Regions from separate parts of the Mus musculus genome. Here region 1 is linked to region 2. Evidence: chromatin loops called from intact Hi-C (ENCODE). Cell type or tissue: left cerebral cortex. All regions are shown on one strand. Each heading gives the region's core, and the rest is flanking DNA. Links, peaks and the distances in the headings are about the cores only.

Evidence for each region. Peaks named below come from ENCODE experiments on the same cell type or tissue, not always from the same donor. Only the 100,000 strongest peaks of a DNase experiment are listed, where the experiment ranks them.
Region 1: a loop joins it to region 2, with 2.9 times the contacts of the local background. A loop is called at or near these places in 4 of 42 quality-filtered maps.

What each region holds. Positions count from the first base shown.
Region 1 is chr7:13,285,909-13,291,284 of GRCm38, reverse strand. It overlaps Lig1 (ligase I, DNA, ATP-dependent), which reads right to left. Exons shown (of 29, transcript NM_010715.3): 5 at 4,601-4,727; 6 at 2,526-2,621; 7 at 1,790-1,891; 8 at 1-98. Among named protein-coding and RNA genes, the nearest start is that of Lig1, 9.8 kb to the right of the region's middle. In left cerebral cortex, for the core only: a CTCF peak has its summit at 2,503 (motif pointing left); DNase peaks (open chromatin) are centred at 2,509, 3,124 and 3,725; H3K27ac peaks cover 229 bases.
Region 2 is chr7:13,353,375-13,358,750 of GRCm38, reverse strand. It overlaps Pla2g4c (phospholipase A2, group IVC (cytosolic, calcium-independent)), which reads right to left. Exons shown (of 16, transcript NM_001168504.1): 14 at 2,425-2,575; 15 at 1,599-1,725. The coding sequence ends at 1,608. Among named protein-coding and RNA genes, the nearest start is that of Pla2g4c, 30 kb to the right of the region's middle. In left cerebral cortex, for the core only: a CTCF peak has its summit at 2,995 (motif pointing left); DNase peaks (open chromatin) are centred at 1,991, 2,635 and 2,963.

The sequences.
Region 1 (5,376 bases), core at 265-5,264, 68 kb after region 2:
TCTAGCAGGAGGTTTGCTCTGTTCCTCTTCCTGAGGCTTCAGTTTCACTCCTGCCTTACACACTGGAATGTTCTCTGTCTTTGTCAGGGTTACTGACTCTGAAATGAGAAGGGGTAGATAGTGATACAAACAGTGTTGGAGTTGGTTTTGTACACTCTGTATTCAGATGCTGAGTTCTGTACCCCAAGATCAGGCTGCAGTCTGGACATGGGGATTGTGTTGACCAATGTGCTGTGAAGAATGTTCCCCAGTAATCCCTGACGGGTAATTAAAAAGCTAGAGCCTGTGACTGGGCACCAGAGAGAGAAAGGTAGGACTTTGGATAGATGAGGTGATCTCAGGTAGGGACCACAAGGGAGAGAAGGAAAAGGGATAGCAGAAGACAGTTGCCATGAGGCAGGGTGGAAGATGAGAATGGACCACAAGTACATGCCAAGAGAAGCTCACCCTGAGGATATACATGGAAATAGCAAGACTCAGTTGGCAGGCAATAACAGGCAATTTATCCGGTTATTAATAGACTAATCAGGTTAGAATAGCTCAGAACTTGCGAAACATAATACCAGCAGCTTGTTAATAAAATCTGATGTCTCTGTGTCATTTATTCTGGAGCAAAAAGTATAGAATGGGGCAGAAACCTCCCATAAAATTACCACTCACTATAAAGTTTCTAGCACTAAACATTAAAATCCCAAAGTCATTGCACCCTATGAGTGGAAAATTGAGCAATTTTGACCTTTCTCTATCTGCTATGTAAATACAAGGCCTTTCTGGCCTAATGTTCACTCCTCAGTGCTAATGAAAGCATAGCTGACAATGGTCCAAAAATTGCAAACTTAGGAATGGTAGTGAAAAGAAACCTCATCACCCAGTTGAGTGGCCATCAGTGTGAAATACCAGCTACTCAGGACACTGAGGTAGGGGAATTACAAAACTACAAAGCAACCTCATAGTAAGATCTCAGACAAACAACCCAACAAACAAAAAGACAAAACAGAGTTGGGGTGTGACTCAGTAGTAGAGCATCTGCCTAGAAACCCCCAGTGAGCAATGGAAACTTGGCTCAGCAACTAGACCACTGACTGCTCTTCCAGAGGTCCTGAGTTCAATTCCCAGAAGCCACATGGTGGCTCACAAACATCTGTAATGCGATCTGATGCTCTCTTCTGGTGTGTCTGAAGACAGCAACAGTGTACTCACATGCATAAAATAATTAAGTAATTCTTTAAAAAAAATAAATAAAAGAATCCTCCAGTAAGAGGCTGGGGCCGTAGCTCAGTAACAGAGTACTTGCCTCTCCCACTAGTAAGAAGACTGAGGTATGGCTCAGAATTAAACATGTGCCTAGCATATATCAGGCCCTGGGTTCCACCACCAGAAAAAAACAACTAACATGATTCATGTATATGTATATGCCTAAAAGTGTCCTTGCAAAAGTGAACATGACACAGGGGTCTCAAGGACACCAAGGAACAGAAGCTGCAAGAATACTCCCTCTTCTAAATCCTGTAACTAAGCTTAGATATTGCACTTAATAAACACCTACTCAGTTTGTTGTATCTGACAGCCATGATGTCTAAAAGCATTTTATTTAGGGCTCTTTCCTTTCTTCCCACATGCATGGGGTAAAATAAGCAATAAACCCAATAGTAAAAGCAAAACCTCTGATTATCTTGGAGTTCACACTGAACCCATGTTGGGGAGTCTGTGCCTTGTTTCAGTGAACCACCCTCCACAGACAAGTGATGCCCCAAGCAGGATCAGGAAGCTAGAGGAATAAGCAACTCACCAGGGGACTTTGTGGGCTCAGAGGGGACTATGAGCTGGTCCCCCTCCTTTTCTTCCTTCTGTTTTACGTCTTCAGCCTCTGCGAGGCTTTCTTTTGGGGTCTCTGTTCCTCATGACAGACAGAAAAGTTAAATGGAAGTGAGGCCTAAAGGCACTCCCACCCAGTACAGTCTGAAGCAGAAAGGTCACAAGTCCAAAGTCTGCCTGGACCACAGAGTAAATTCCATTTTTAGTTTGGGTTACAAGATCCATGTAACTCAGCAGTGGAGCACCTGCCTATCCTGTACATTTTGATTTACAAACATACTAAAAAGTCATACCACCAGGGTAATGATAAAATTACAGACTCTAACCTGGGGGAAATTTGCCTTAGAACAAAGATACTCCTCTTTTTCCAGGAGATACTCAGAATTGGCAAAATCGCCAACTTTAAGTTAATTTTTTTATTGACTACAAACTGCCAATAGGAAATCAAGACTCCTCTAAATAATTCAAACCTGTCATGGGAAACTAAGCCATATGGAGATTTTTATTATTATCACATGAACAAGATCCTGGCTGGGTCAACAACTGCAACTGGTGCATCACACACAGCCCCCATGATCAATAGCTCCATCTCTGTGGCTGTTTCCCTGCATTGATCCCAGGATAAAGGGAACCCTCTCGACAGTCTAATCTCCACAGGAAAACAGTGACACCTACTGGACACTACACACACAAACATCCCGCTCCCTCACCTTCTTCTTTCTTCCTTTTCTTAGCTGTTTTGGTTTTGTCCTCATTCTGCTCCTCAAGAGTGTCTTGAATTGTCCGTTTGGGGAGCTGCTTCCGCGCTGGAAAGGTAAAGGGAGCACTGTAGCTGACCAGCAGTTTGTCTATGTCTGCCCCAGTGATCAGACACAATGCCTGATGAAAGTGGAGACTTAGAAGGTTCTGGATCCCCATCCTCTTCTTACCTATCATAGCCACTACCCCAGTGTACACCTCGTCTTTCCAGCTCTGAATCTGTGACCTTGGGTGAGTTATTTATTCTGTCTGTCCCTCCCTTTCTTGCATCATGAGAAAGGAAACAAGCTCCAGTAAATGATGATAACAGGATGTACTCAGTACCCGCAGCATGGTGTCTGAGAACCTTGAGGATCCAGCCACTACATTCCTCTCTAGCTCGTGTCACATGCTATCCTCAATCTGCCTCTTCATACCACACTGTACTCTCTAGAAACACCAGTGTTAGCATTCCCACACGTGTCCTGTTTTCCTACCTCTCAAAGTCTTTTTGTGACACCTATGCCTTTTCCGAACCTTCACTAGGCAACATGGACAACTGACTTCTGAGTCAGCTCTGCCCCAGGGAAGCATTCAGGAAGCTGCATATGTGATATTAAACTTGAGTGTTTAAAGGAGAGGAAAACAAAGCCAAACTGGAGAACCTAGTTCTAACTATATATCATGATCTCAGTACAATTTCAATTCTAAATTACGAGCAGTCTTTTTTTAATGCTGAGTGTGGGTTCATATTCATTATAACTTAACTAAATCTGGAATCCCTGTGTCTGTGAGGGTTTCTGTTGAGTTTTAACTATGGAGGATTCACCCTGAGTTTGGGTAGTACCATACTATGGGTGGGGAACCAGGTATATATAAAAACAAAGAGGAGAAAGTGAGCTGAGCACCAGCGTTATCTGCTTCTGCTTCCTGACATAATCCTGCTGTCATGCCTTCCCAATCATTATGGACTGCACTGTCAAACGGAACCAAAATAAACTCTCCTACCTTTTACATGCTTCTGGAAGGGATTTTGTCACAGTATGGGGGGGGGGGGAGAAGAAAATAAATATACACTTAGTTTTCCAAATCTGACATGCTGTACGTATGTACCTGGCAATTCACACATCGTGTTTAGGGTTTTAAAAATAGCATTCCATAAAAAAAGCAGATTCCCACACCCGAGTTGCTCATGGGAGACTGGAAAGACTTCCCTTGCTGAGGCCTGCTTTCGTGGAGCACCCCATATGTAATGCTTGGGTCCAGAGGTGTTGCAGAGTTTAGGGTTTTCAGTTTCATGCCTGTAGACGGCATGACTGAACTGAATGAGTTCTGACAGCATGCACCAGCTTCCCGATGTCCACTGAACCTTTACAAGTACCCATCTCAGTCACCTCAAACCATCAGAGCATGCTCAGTCCTCAGGTCACATATGGCCCTCACCTGGCCCTTCCCCATACCAATTCTTCTACTTCCATTTAGGTCTCAATGTCTCAGGTGGATTCTCTAGAATGTTCTCCAGTCTCTTCATTCAGTGTCTCCTTGATTTCTGTGGTCCCTGTGACAGAACTCCAAACTTAAGTGACCCACATGTTCCTAATTCACTCATACAACCTGGAATTCTCTTCCCCTCTCCTATCCCACCTGGCTCCCTTTGCCTTTCAGGGCTCAGCTTAGTTACCTGCTCTTCCAGAAGACTCCATACTTGCACTCTTGTGTTTCTACTCAGAGCCTTGTGCAGCAACTATCACTCCTCATGACAATCACAATTTCCCACATATACCAAGCACTGACTGTGAGCCAAATCAGGCCCATGCACTTTACATGAATCAGCTTTTAATCCTAGCACTTCTGTGCAGTTGGCACTGTACTTCAGGCCACCTGTTCCACAAGTAAAAGTAACCACACCTCTGCAAAGGTGAGGTTGTTTGCCACAGGTCACACAGCTCAGAGACAGTTAACCATGCTCACCACCACAGTTCTACCATTGGAAGGACGATCACCATGGGTAGTATGGATGGAAGGGATGAAACTGGCCTGTCCTTACCAGTTCGACGCTTTGGGAATCCTGATGGGGAGATGTCCATGGGGGAGCTGCAGTTGAAGACAGGACTGTTCTCAGGACATGTGTCAGGGCTGGGAGGAGAGCTCTGTTCAGAGTCTGACACAGGCTTCTGAAAGGAGACAGAAAGAACAGTTCTAAAATAAAGAAGATGCCTGTCATCACCTGGCAGTCGCAGCTACCACATGCTTCAGAGCAGAATGGACTCAGCATCTCATGTCTAACGTCATTTCTGGTTCCTTAGTCCCATCCCCACTCAGGCCACCTTCTCTCACCTAGGTATCATTAGATCCACCATCATAACTTTTAGTGACCCAGAATCATGCCATTATAAAAACCAATATTAATTCTGTTTCTTAAAGTAACAGAATCTTCCTTTTACACTTACAGATATGGTGGACTTACTACAGATGTACCAACTTCCCTTGGAGTTAATACAATCATGGGCCTGCCTCCTTTACAACTAGTGTGGTGTGGTCATGAGACTAAAGACTGCATTTTCAGCCTCCCTTGTAGTTTCAAGATCCAAGGAGAGGACTAATTCTTGCACACTATCCCATGATGCCTACCATACACATGGCATGCACTTGCATGTCACACAAACACAGACACACACATGAGCTATAAAAATAAAATTAAGTAGAAGAGGAGTCACAGGAAATGTGACCACAGAAAACACAGAAAGAGAACATAAGAGTGTCTCAGCTAATGGAGAAACAGGCTTCTGGAAAAAACAAAAATGACATGAATATAGTCTTCCC
Region 2 (5,376 bases), core at 77-5,076:
GGTTCCCTATTATATAGAATTCTTTATATGATACCATAGACTCTTTCCTTGTGCTCTGCAACCCTGATTCACCCAGCTCAGCATTTTAAGTTCTTGGTAACAAGAAAATCAAGTTCACTGCCTGTGAGCAAAGGCAGCTGTGAGAAACTACATTCAGCACTGACATGTAACATGCTGCCCACAGTGGCAAAGAGGGTCCCACTATCACAACAGTGACAACTCCTTCCAGGTTAGAGAAAACCGCAAGAGTCTGAGAGAAGGAGCTGGTCCTCAAAATATAAGCTCATTTTGGACAGTACTGCTACTACAATCATGAACTCACAGCATTTGGGGTTACCTGCACAAGATAAAGCCAGTCAACAGCCCTGTTGGGCTGGGAAGGAGCAGCTAATCACACCCCCTCCCCCACAGGAGGAGCTATTTACAAATTGATAACTTCTCAGGAAAGAGTCTATTTTCTTATGGGATATCATCCTGGGAGGTCTACAGACCAAACTCTAATGGACAACCCCCATACCCACATGAATATTGGGAGCACCAAATGAACTCTGTGGGATATTATAAAAAAAAATGACGTGACGTCTGGAGGAGAATCTTGAGGTATCTGTGAAGAATTAGAGGGTGTTTTTCAGACTAAATATGAATTAAATACATCATATACTTGTATGAAAAGAGCACTTGATGCATTTGCAGAGGACCCAGGTTTGATTCTCAGCACACACATAGCAGCTCACAGCCATCTGTAACTCTAGTTCAAAGGAAATCTAAGGCCCTCCTGAGCTTCTGCAGCGCACATGGCACACATGCATATATGCATGGGAAAATACTTATGCATATGAAATAAACAAATCAAACTTTAAAATTAAGATCATTACAAACTTATCTTAACCTACTATAAGCACACATGCTGTGAAATCTTTACAAAGGAGAAGCTGAGGCTCAAACTGACTGCATCAATCTGATCTGCCATCACAAACTAAGCCTTGGCTCTGAACTGGAAGCTTCTAGCTACATCAATCCCATCTGCCATCACATACTGTGATAGTTTGTATATGCTTGGCCCAGGGATTGGCCCTATTTGGAGGTGTGGCCTTGTTGGAGTATGTGTGTTACTGAAGGCATGGGCTTTAAGACTCTACTCCTAGCTGCCTGAAGTTAGAATTCTGCTAGCAGCCTTCAGATGAAGATGTAGAACTCTCAGCTTCTCCTGCATCATGCCTGCCTGGATGCCACCATGTTCCTGCCTTGATGATAATGGACTGAACCTCTGAACCTTTAAGCCAACACCAATTAAAGGTTGTCCTTATAAGACTTGCCTTGGTCATGGTATCTGTTCACAGCAATAAAACCCTAACTAAGACATACACTAAGCCTTGGCTCTGAACTGAAAGCTTCTAACTATATCCATCTGATCTGCCATTACACATTAAGCTTTATCTCGAAACTGGACGCTTCAGGCTAAATCAATCTGATCTGCCATCACACACTAAGCCTTGACTCTGAACTAGAAGCTTCTACAGGACACCCACTGATCACATATAGGATATGGGGAAGTTTTGGGTCCGGATATAGTAGGACAAAACAAAGATGGAACTTACAAAGGATCCTTAATCCTTAGATATGTTGTGGGATTTCTTAAACTCCACAGTCTGAGAGCCTTGGGGATCCTTCACTCTGTCTCCCAAGCAGGCCTCCTTGTTCACTCTTGGGATGTTCCCAGGATTCCTGAGAGTGGAATGAAAAGCAGCTCTGAATGTCATGTGATAGGCATTCGTGGGACCAGCAATGAGTGAGGACTTGCTGTCAGTTTTCAAGGGCTGTGATGGGGTGGCCACTCAGTGAATACTCTTGGGTTATTGGAAAATCCTCAGTAACCTGGCCCCCTGGGCAGTCTCAACATCCATAGCAACCTAGTCCATGCAACTTTCTGCCTCTGGAAGACACTCACTTCAGCACTACTCACTGCTTTCTCCCCTACACAGATGCAAGCTATGTGGGAAGAGTGGTTTCTCTCTTCACATAATTTTTTATTCTTAGGACAGAGGATGAAGGCCACAGTCTCAGATATACTAAATAAGTACTCTATCATTGAGCCACACCCCTAATCACTCACTGCAGGGCTTTAGGCAGGGAATCTACAATTGAGCCGAGTCCCCAGCCTGTCACTGGGGGATTCTAGGCACAGCTTCTATCACTGAGCCATATCCCCAACACTTGACTGGGGATTCTAGACAAGAGTTCTATCACTTAGATACCACCCTCCAGTCCAGGCAGGGGGTATATGCTTAAGGCAAACCCTCTGCCACTCACTGAGGTAGACATCAATTGACAACCATACCCACAACTCTCACACCGGATTACTGAAACTTAGCTCTGAAACTAGATCCAACTCAGAAGTCAAATCAGCTGTAGCCTGACACTCACCCAGCCACTTTCCTCATCTCACTGAGGATATTAATTTTGTTTTTCTTCACATTCTCCTTGGATACCCTCAGCAAATCTCTCACCAGGTCTGGTGTGTATGAGTCAGATAGTTTTACTGTCCCATATTTTTTTCTCCATGTCTCAATATCATCTGAAATAGAACCAAACCAAGAAAAACATGTCAAATTAAGATTGTTTCAATTTATGTCCAGGGATGGTAAAGTATTTCTGTACCCCAAATCCAGCTGGCCCACCATATGGCTGCTATAAATAAAGAGGTACTGTTTTACACTTCTTTAGGAAATGAAGCATATGTTTTACTATCTGTTCTTCATCCCTTCACAAAGAAAAGAGAATGTCTCCTTTTCCACATTAACCTGTATTATCTGGAGCTATAGCTGATACAGGTGAATAATGAATATTTGTTTTAAAAAGTACAAAAGAATGCAGAAAAAATAGCTCAACAGTTAGCCATAAAAGCTACTCTTCCAGAAGACATGGACTCTGTTTGCAGCACCCACATGGTGGCTCGCAACCATCTGTAACTCCAGTTCTAAAGGATCTGCTGCCCTCTTCTGGCAACATTGGGTATGAAGCATGCACATTGTAAGCAAACATACATGCAGACAATATACCCGTACACATAAAATAAAAATAAAACATCTTTTAAAAAATAAAAGGAAGAGAGCAGATATGCTAGCTGGGCTTGGTGGTGCACACCTATCATAACACTCGAAGACCAAAGAAAGAGGATTGTGAGTTTGAGCTGAGGCTAAGCTGTATAGTGAGATTCTGTCTTAACAATAAAATGAATAAGGGCTTGGAAATGGCTTAGCAAAATTCATGCTGCTCCTTCAGAAGACTGAACTTTGGTTCCTAGCAACAGTGCCAGGTGATTCATAACCATCTATAATTCCAGCTCAACAGGATCCAATGCCTCTGTCCTCTGAGCATCTATACTCACATGCACAAACAGACCAACACAAACACACAAAACTAAAAATAATTTTAAAAATAACTTTAAAACAAAACAAAACAAAAAAAGGGACAGTAGAAAGAAACAGGTAAAACCATATGTGACTCATGGCTGTAATCTCAGTACTTATAAAGTTGAGAAATTTCTGGCCTGCACCTTCCACCAGGGAAGGTCCCCAGCTTGTCAGCTCCTTTAAAGGCACCAGTCTGAAGGCTTCACAGGAGATCTTCTGTAGCTAAGGTAATAAGTCACTGGCATGCATGCCCCTCTTAAGACCCTACATTCTGAAGGACTCACATGAGGTCTGCTACAGCCAGGGCCACAGGCCTTCAAGGAGACCTGAAGAAACCAGGGGACACAGGAAGAAGGCTCCAGACAGAGACACCCAGACCAGCTAACACCAGAGATAAACAGATGGCAAAGGGCAATCGTGAAACCATAAGCAACAGAAGCCAATATACTTTGGCATCATCAGAACCTGCAGTTCTCCTACCACAGCAAGCTCTGTATACACCAACATACCTGAAAAACAGGAAGCTGACCTAAAATTCTATCTCATGAGAATAATAGATTTCTTTAAGGATGAGATAAATAACTCACTGAAAGAAATACAGGAAAACACAGGTAAATAGGTAGAAGCCCTTAAAGAGGAAACAAATAAATCCCTTAAAGAAATACAGGAAAACACAATTAAACACATAAAGAAATTGAACAAATCAGTTCAGGACCTAAAAGAGGAAGTAGAAACAATAAAGAAAACACAAAGGGAGGCAAACCTGGAAATGGAAAACCTAGGAAAGAGGTCAGGAATTACAAATGTAAGCATCACTAACAGAATACAAGAGATAGAAGAGAGAATCTCAGATGTAGAAGATACCTTAGAAGAGATTGAAACAACTGTCAAAGAAAATTCAAAACATAAAAAACTCCTAACTGAAAACATCCAATAAATCCAGGACACAATAAAAAGACCAAATCTAAGAACAATAGGAATAGAGGAGAGCAAATATTCCCAGCTCAAAGGAATGAAGAACATCTTCAACAAAATCATAGAAGAAAACTTTGCCAACCTAAAAAATGAGATGGCCATAAAGGTACATGAAGCCTACAGAACACCAAATAGATTCAACCAGAAAAGAAAATCCTCTCATTACATAATAATCAAAACACTAAATGCACAGAACAAAGAAAGAATATTTAAAAATGTATGGGGAAAAGGCCACATAACATATAAAGGCAGACCTATCAGAATTACACCAGCCTTCTCAACACAGACACTAAAAGCCAGAAGAGCCTGGACAGAGGTCATGTAGACCCTAAGAGAATACAAATGCCAGCCAAGGATACTATACCCAGCAAAACTCTCAATCAACATAAATTGAGAAACCAAAATATTCCAGGACAAAACCAAACTTAAACGGTATCTTTTTAATAATCCAGCCCTACAGAGGATACCACAAGGAAAACTCCAACACAAGAAGGGTACCTATACCAAAGGAAAAACAAGATACTAATCATCTCACAACAAAGCCAAAGGGAATCACAGGCACATAACGCCACATGTAAGAACAAACATAACAGAACTAACAATCATCTGTCTCTAGTATCTCTCAATATCAACAGACTCAAATCCCCAATAAGAAGACATAAGCTAACAGACTGGGTATGCAATCAGGATCCAGAATTTTGCTGCATACAATAAACACAACTCAATAACAAAGGCAGACACTTCCTCGGAGTAAAAGGCTGGAAAAAAAGTCTTCTAAGCAAATAATCCCCAAGAAACAAGCGGAAGTTGCCATCCTCATAGCTAATAAAATAGACTTTCAATGAAAGTTATCAAGTGAAATGAGGAAGGACATTTCATGTTCATCAAAGGAAAAATCCAGCAAGAGAAAGTCTCAATTCTGAACATATATGTCCTAAGTGCAAGGGCACCAACATGCACAAAAGAAAATTCACTAAAGCTCAAAACA